Regions from separate parts of the Mus musculus genome. Here all the other regions are linked to region 2. Evidence: chromatin loops called from intact Hi-C (ENCODE). Cell type or tissue: heart. All regions are shown on one strand.

Region 1 (2,500 bases), 760 kb before region 2:
CTGTGCTGTCCAGCACCTTTTTACAGATGATGTGTAAACACCATGCTTTTAGCCTGCATTCAGGACACGTCCTGCTGGGCACTACAGGCATGCTGAGACCAGAAGGGGGCGCCAGATTCCCAGGAACTGGAGTTTTGAGGAGCCCTGAGGGTGTGGGTACTGGGACTGCAGCCAGGGTCCTCTGGTTCGAAACTGCAATATTCACCTCTCCAATCCCGTTCTTTTGGCGGGTTTTGAAACATGTAAATAATTTCACAAACACTTCTACCCACGCATCCTGATATGCTCGAGAGAAAGAAAAGATTCAACTTTGGTTATGAACTGGGTAACCTGTGTGTTAGCTCAACCTCATGCAATCTTTTTGTTTGTTTGTTTGTTTGTTTCTCGAGACAGGGTTTCTCTGTATAGCTCTGGCTATCCTGGAACTCACTTTGTAGACCAGGCTGGCCTCGAACTCCCGAAATCCGCCTGCCTCTGCCTCCCGAGTGCTGGGATTAAAGGTGCGCGCCACCACCGCCCGGCTCATGCAATCTCTTTAAGGCCGCCAAGGTTCAGATTTGCCCTCTGTGATATAGTCTGAAAATAAGACAAATCTTCCTTCCGCTTGTTTCAGAAATTCACTATGCTTCGTAAAATAGTTAAAATAGTTGCTACCTAACTTGGCTTTCTTACCAAGCCACCCGAAAACACCTCGCTCTCCTGGGAATGGCTGCGGCAGCAGGGAGATGTATCATCTCTGGTTCTGTCTTCCCCAGACAGTGAGGGTTTCCCTACATAGCCTTGGCCATTCTGGAGTTCCTTATGTACATCAGGCCGGCACCGAACTCAGAGATCGCCTTGCCTCCACCTCCCCAGTGCTGCTGGGATTTAACGTGTGTGCTCCCACGCCTTTGAGAGTGTTTGCGTTGATAAAGCTGTAGAGATGGCAAGTATTAATGGAGTTTCTGATCTGTAGACGATATCTGCTAGCATCGCCTCGCGTTATTAAGAGGCATATTAACCATGGAGATGCACTTTCCCTTCCCAAGCTCAAGTCAACTGACTCGTCCCTCCGCTTCTCCCCGGCCTCCCGCCTCTGTTTACCCTGCAGGCACTGAGTGGGAGGGAGGCTGCCACACGTAACGGCTCCGTATAAGCGCGGAAGACGCATTGCAGCAACACGCTCCGAGACGACAGACTACACTCGCTCCTCTCATCTCGATGATCCTCTTTGTGACCTTTGGAACAACACTGGAGTCGGAGGGTACCATGCCAACAGTCCCCCGCGCCGCTAGAGGGCAGTGCAAAGAGACTCCGCCCAAGTAGTGGGGCGCGAGGAGAGCCCAGGCGCATGCGCAATCGAGGCGGCGCGATAGCTAGCCAGAGCCGCGACGACCCGGCTGGTGGGGGGGAACTCTTGCGACTGCGCGTGCGTGGCGGTGGTCTCCGCGCTCCCTCGTCCTCTCAGTCAGCGAGCGGCTGTGAGAGCGCGGTGACGGCGGCTGGGATGTTCCGAAAGGCCCGGCGGGTGAACGTGCGCAAGCGGAACGACTCGGAGGAGGAGGAGCGGGAGCGCGATGAGGAGCAGGAGCCGCCACCGTTGCTGCCCCCGCCGGCCTCGGGAGAAGAGCCCGGCCCTGGCGGCGGCGACCGGGCCCCCGCGGGGGAGTCGCTCCTGGGCCCGGGGCCGCTGCCGCCGCCGCCCTCCGCGCACCACCCGGGCCTCGGCGCTGAGGCCGGGGGCGGCATCTCCGGCGGCGCGGAGCCCGGCAATGGGCTGAAGCCGCGCAAGAGGCCTCGCGAGAACAAAGAGGTGCCCAGGGCCAGCCTGCTCAGCTTCCAAGACGAGGAGGAAGGTAAGCCCCGGCCCGGCCCACGCGGACCCCAAGCCCGTGCTCGCCCGGGCGCCGCGCCCCTTTCCCCACCTCCGGCCTCCGGATCTGCCTGGGGTTGTGTTCCCGCGCTGCCACCAGCCAAGTCTACGGCCTGTGCAGTCCCTCCTCCGGCTGTCAGAGCCCTGATCAGCCATCCTGAGTGGAGGAGAAGGCTCGATGCTCCGTGGACCCGTTTCCTACCTTGCGAGTTGCAGGCAGCCTGAGTCTCTTGGTTAACTGCCTGCTCTTAGTCGTCTGCAGGCCTCTGTACCTGCGGCTTGTTGGCGTCTCGGTTTAGGCCTCCTTGATTAAGAAGGCCGGATTGTTAAAGAGGAGGACCGAAACCAGGGCTGGGAACAATTCTGGGGCTGCAGCCCTGGCTCCCGGTGACCTTGATCCAATCGCTCCCTTGCTGTTGTCCAGTCTCGGTTTCTCTGTAGAAGTAAATGGGAGGAGCAGATGTCCGCTGTGGCATTGGCTCTTGAAGCAGAAGAGGGACCAGGCTGCAGGGGATTTCGATTTTACTTGTACCTCAACATCATGTTAGGAAAAATTGGATGATTTTCGAAGGTCTTGCGTCATGCTTTCGTGATTCTAGAAAGATGGGTGAATTATCTTTGACCTCTCTGGAATTTTGTTTGAAGGAG
Region 2 (2,500 bases):
CCTTGTCTGTCTGACTTTTCAGCTCCTGTTAGCTGTGCAGTATTGAATCCCAGGTATCTACCTCCTCTCAGCCATTTTCCTGGACTTTACCCATATCGCAAAAGCCCTCAGTTAACTATCCCAGGGACAGCTCAGATGGCTAGAGCCCGAAAAGATAACCGTCTAGCCAGATAAACTTGGGCATGGTGGTTAACTGAACTAGGCTGACTTAAATGAGGACACTGTTCATAGGCATTGACAAAGATTAGCCATTACGCCCTCAAACTCATTCCTTCCTTAAATTATTACCAAGTTGACGCAAACCCAGCACTCATGTCCTTCAAGAAGCAGTGTGCATCTTCCCTCCGGAACACCATTCTGTCTTTCCTCCAGTGCCTGATACCTTCAGCCTCATCATCTCCAGGGCCCGAAGCCATGCTGTTCCTGGCCCCACTTTCTTCCGCATGCATACTTTGCAGGATGTCAACCTGCATGATGCCCCCTTAAGAACAAAATCCTAACTCTGCTAGGATCTGGTCTCGGTAGGGCCAGTTGCTTTCCCTAAGTACCAGCCGGTTGTCCTCCAAGGAGAGGTGATAGCACAGCGCGCAAGGTCCAGAGGGCCCCTCCTTTCTCGAATTCTTTTAGGATGCTCGCCCTTTTCTACGGGAAGTAGTCCCCAACTTCCAGTACGAGTCAGGCCTTCTAGCTTTTATACTCATGCTCCACAAAAGTGAGGTTTCTACAGAAAAACTTTCATTTTTCACACACCCAACAGACAGCGGTCGCAGCGCGCGGCAGGCGGTGAGAACTCAAGTGAATCAGAACACACTTCTGCCGAGAGCGACCCAACGGGGTTTGGGGAGATTAGCGTTAGGGGTTCAGGAGCCCAGTCCTCGGAAGTTGCTCAGGGCGTCCACCAGGTCCGCACGCAAGTCGAAGCAGGGGACTTGGAGACTGCAGACGCTCACCCTCCGCGCTTTGTTTGTCGCAGCAGCAGGGCGCAGTCCTGCCCGGACACAATGCACCCCGGGAGCCGTCGTCCGGATCCTGAGCCCAGAAGACGGGAACTCTCCGCAGCCGCAACCGGCGGGAAAGCGCGCGACAACGCGCGGTCACACGCTAGCGGCTCGGCGCCGGTGGGGCGCGGAGGGGCGGGGCGTGGGCGGAGCCAAGCACGAGCGGGGCGGAGCCGGGCTCAGGAAGCGCTTGGAGGCCCGAGCTGTCCCAGGGTGCTTCGCGCGGCGTGCACTCGGGTCGCTGCCGCCATCCTGCTGGCGAAAGAGAGGAGAGAGACAGAGAGGCCCGCCCGCTCGCCGGCCGGGCCAGTGTGGGCCAGTGCGTGAGGGAGGGCGCGGGGGGCCGTGTCAGCGCGACGCAGAGCGCAGCCGCCGCCGCCAAACGGACATGTTGGAGCCCCGCGCTGCCGCCGCCTCCCATCCCTCCTCCGGCGCACGGGACTGAGCAGGGGCCCGCCGCCTCTGCCTGCGCTCGACCGGCCCAGCCTCGCCGCCTCGGCCGCAGCCCCTTCCTGCTCGGCCTCCGCCGCTCGTCGCCTCCCGTCCTCCTCCCCCTCCACGCCCAAGGGCCCTGCCGGCACCCGGCCCTACTCAGCCGCCGCTCCAGGTCTAGGTGACCGGCGGGCCCGGAGCAGCCGCAGCCGCCGCCGCAACGCGCGCGAACATGGACGCCGTCAACGCCTTCAACCAGGAGGTGAGGAGTGCTTGGGGTTAGGGCTGGTGCGGGCCACGCCGGGGCCGCTTCTCTCGCTGCCCGAGGGCTTTCGAGCACCGAGTCCGGGCGGGGACGCTTCCTGCCCCGGTTCCGGGGCAGCGGGCCTGGAGCCGGGGAGAGGTCGCGGCCACCGCCGGGGGCTGACCCCGCGCCCCTCCCCCGCCAGTGCCCCTTCGCCCCCTTCCGGCCTGTGCCGACTCCCGCTTCTTCAACGTGGCCCTTATGCTGCTCCCGGCCCCGTTATCGGCTTTACGGGGCCGGGATCCCGCCAGGGGCTGCAACGGAGCGCTCGGCCGACTCAGGGGCGGGAGTTCCCGCGAGTCCCGGGGCCGGCGTAGCAGCCGCCTGGGTTCTCCTGTTGCTCAGGCCGCGGCGCTGCGCGGCGGCCGCTGGACTCTGATCCCGGTTGGCGGAGACTTAGAGAGGGTGTCTGCCCTCCCACCTCCTGGATTGACACGCTCACAAATGAACATAGAGCGGTAGTTCCCTTGGCCTTTCTATCTAGAACGTGCCCTTTCTGTACATCGTGACACCTAAAAAGTTGAATGGGAGAGCAAAGTGTACGCCCCATTTAGTCCGCTAGTAAGGCTGCTTGGGTCTCCACCTGCTCACCCTCGCACCGCCCTCTCGGGGTACTTAATCCTCAGCTCCCTTCCTCAGGGACATTTACATGTGAAAACCTCCCCAAACCGGGAACAAAGCTGCCTGCCGCCTTAAAGCTCTCTAGTTGTATCTCTGATCGTTCCATGTGCTGCTTAGGGGCATAAAGTCCATACTATCTTATTTA
Region 3 (2,500 bases), 64 kb after region 2:
GCTGCTCTGGCATGGCATGGTGGAAGATGACAGAAACCCACACACAGGGGTAAGACCCAGCCGAACTTCGTCTTTCTCACAGTGAATTACGTGGGGAGGAGAAAAAGACAAAAACAAAAAACTTCCACAGGAAAACAACAAAACGCATTTCAATGCCAAGAAACTGCTGGAAACGAGGCTAGTTACGAAAAACTCTAAATTGCCGTTATCAGTTCTCGTCGTAAACCAAACACTTGGGATTCACTATGGTGTCTGCCTTCTCACACGTATGTCCACCACTTCAGAGAGCACATAACGCTCATTTATCAAATATTCTCTCGGGATTAAGGTGAATACAACAACGGTAACCTCCCTAAGGCTCTGGACACAACCTTACCACACACATCTTCCCTGTGACGCATGTGTTTTTGCAGGGTCACAGTATTTTCGAAAATATCTCTATGTACTTTTCCAAAATGTGCTCAGAAACTCGCTGTGGTAGAAAAAACCCACAGCCGGGTCTCTCTCTGGAGTGCAAAGCAAGGGACGGCTGTCCAAGGCCATCTCTTTCTTTCCGCCTTGCGACACGACCCTGACCTAGTACAGAACAGCCCAGGACTTTGCTTTAAAGTGCCGCAAACGCGTCCTGCGGCCTTAGTCCGGTCTGGCACCACCGGGTTCAAATATTCTTACAACAATCGCAGCCGGTGGCCACGGGGCTCTGAGCCTGTGGGACACGGACACCGGAAAAGCAGCAGCCCCAGAAGGATAACGGATGCCAAGCCGGCTCTCCCGGGCAGGCCCAGCCGCTCCGGGGCGCGGGGAGGCCCCCGCCCGCCCGGAAGGCCCCGCGGCGCCCCGGGCCTCGCTTCCCGGCGCCCAGCCCCTGCCCCAGGCCACGGTGACTCAGCACTTAGCGGGCTCAGGCCGTGGCGGGGGCGTGGCGTGCTCCCGCACAGGTGCGCCGCGTCACCGCGGCCTGCGCCCCGCGCCCCGGGCCTTGCCTTCTGCTCGAAGTGGATGGTTCCCTGCACCGGACCGTCGCCCTTCAGCACGCACACCGCTTTCATCGCCATGCTTCCCCGGGAGACGCGCGGCGGCCTCCTCCGGAGGGACCAGAGAGAGCAAGACGAGAAGCCGACGGACGGAAGGCGCCGCAGGAAAGGACCGCGCAAAAAAACGAGGCCCTGGCGCCACGGAGCTTTTATAGGCCTGAGTCTGACCACGCCCACCTTGGCACGGAACCAATCGCTACCCGCGGCCTCCGCCCGCCCTTCGTGGAGCTCCCTGGCCGCGGGGCACGCTGGGGGCGGGGCGGAGGGTAGCTCCGGCTCCTGGAGCGTGCGGACTGAGAAAGTTCCCGAGGAGCCTGAGCGGGGAAAGTCGCTATTGTCTTCTAACTGTGACGTCGGCCGAGTCGCCGCGGAAACCGAGAACACGAGGCCCGCGTGCGCGCCTGGAAGGTCTGAACCCACTGTGTCTGGAAATGCGGATTGTCACTGACTTTGCACAGCGCGCCTCGGTTGCAGTGTGAAAGTTGAGATGCGCCAAGATGGATGCCCAGTGTCATTTCCAGCTTTATTTTCTCATGATGTCTAAAATGTGTAAAGCCCATGTTCTATCTCTAGACACACCCCCGTTTCTTACTTATTTTTTACTTCTTTTATTTTTGTTACTAGAGCTGGAGATTAGACAGTCCCCACCCCCCACCCCGCCCCCTGCATGACAGACAAGTGCTCTGCCAGTTAAGACACACACACACACACACACACACACACACACACGCAAAACACAAGAAAATCAAGAGGAAGGAAGACCAACGTGTGGATACTTCATTCCTCCTTAAAATAACGAACAAAATACCCATGGACGGAGTTACAGAGACACAGTTTGGAGCTGAGACAAAAGGATGGACCATCCAGAGACTGCCCCACCTGGAGATCCGTGCCATAATCAGCCACCAAATGCAGACACTATTGCGTATGCCAGCAAGATTTTGCTGAAAGGACCCTGATATAGCTGTCTCGTGTAAGGCTTTGCCAGTGCCTGGCAAATACAGAAGTGGATGTTCACAGTCATCTATTGGATGGAACACAGGGCCCCTAATGGAGGAGCTAGAGAAAGTACCCAAGGAGCTGAAGGGGTCTACAACCCTATAGGTGGAACAACAATATGAACTACCCAGTACCTCCGGAGCTCGTGTTTCTAGCTGCATATGTAGCAGAAGATGGCCAACTCGACAATCACTGGGAGGAGAGGCCCTTGGTCTTGCAAATTTATATGCCTCAGTACAGTGGAATGCCAGGGCCAAGAAGTGGGAGTGGGTGGGGAGGGGAGCAGGGGGGCGTGGTATAGGGGACTCCCCAGATAGCATTTGAAATGTAAATGAAGAAAATAATAAAAATTTGAAAAAAAAAAAGACACACATACCTTTTTAAAAATATCACACTGTGTACCTTTGGCTCTCATGGAACTCATTGTGTAGAACAGACAGGCTGACCTTGAACTCACAGAGATCTCC

The links. A loop is a pair of places that touch in the nucleus more often than their neighbours do. Peaks named below come from ENCODE experiments on the same cell type or tissue, not always from the same donor. Only the 100,000 strongest peaks of a DNase experiment are listed, where the experiment ranks them.
Region 1: a loop joins it to region 2, with 3 times the contacts of the local background. A loop is called at or near these places in 2 of 42 quality-filtered maps.
Region 3: a loop joins it to region 2, with 8 times the contacts of the local background. A loop is called at or near these places in 11 of 42 quality-filtered maps.

The regions. Positions count from the first base shown.
Region 1 is chr16:91,043,341-91,045,840 of GRCm38, reverse strand. Paxbp1 (PAX3 and PAX7 binding protein 1) reads left to right here and starts at 1,462. Exons shown (of 18, transcript NM_026110.2): 1 at 1,462-1,835. The coding sequence starts at 1,487. In heart, CTCF peaks have their summits at 95 (motif pointing right) and 1,265 (motif pointing right); DNase peaks (open chromatin) are centred at 1,350 and 1,940; H3K4me3 peaks cover 2,500 bases; H3K27ac peaks cover 2,039 bases.
Region 2 is chr16:90,283,195-90,285,694 of GRCm38, reverse strand. It overlaps Scaf4 (SR-related CTD-associated factor 4), which reads left to right and starts at 1,192. Exons shown (of 20, transcript NM_178923.4): 1 at 1,192-1,692. The coding sequence starts at 1,663. In heart, a CTCF peak has its summit at 949; a DNase peak (open chromatin) is centred at 1,194; H3K4me3 peaks cover 2,500 bases; H3K27ac peaks cover 2,268 bases.
Region 3 is chr16:90,219,413-90,221,912 of GRCm38, reverse strand. It overlaps Sod1 (superoxide dismutase 1, soluble), which reads right to left and starts at 1,151. Exons shown (of 5, transcript NM_011434.2): 1 at 984-1,151. The coding sequence starts at 1,055. In heart, no CTCF peak of the experiment used is centred here; DNase peaks (open chromatin) are centred at 692 and 1,232; H3K4me3 peaks cover 1,873 bases; H3K27ac peaks cover 1,965 bases.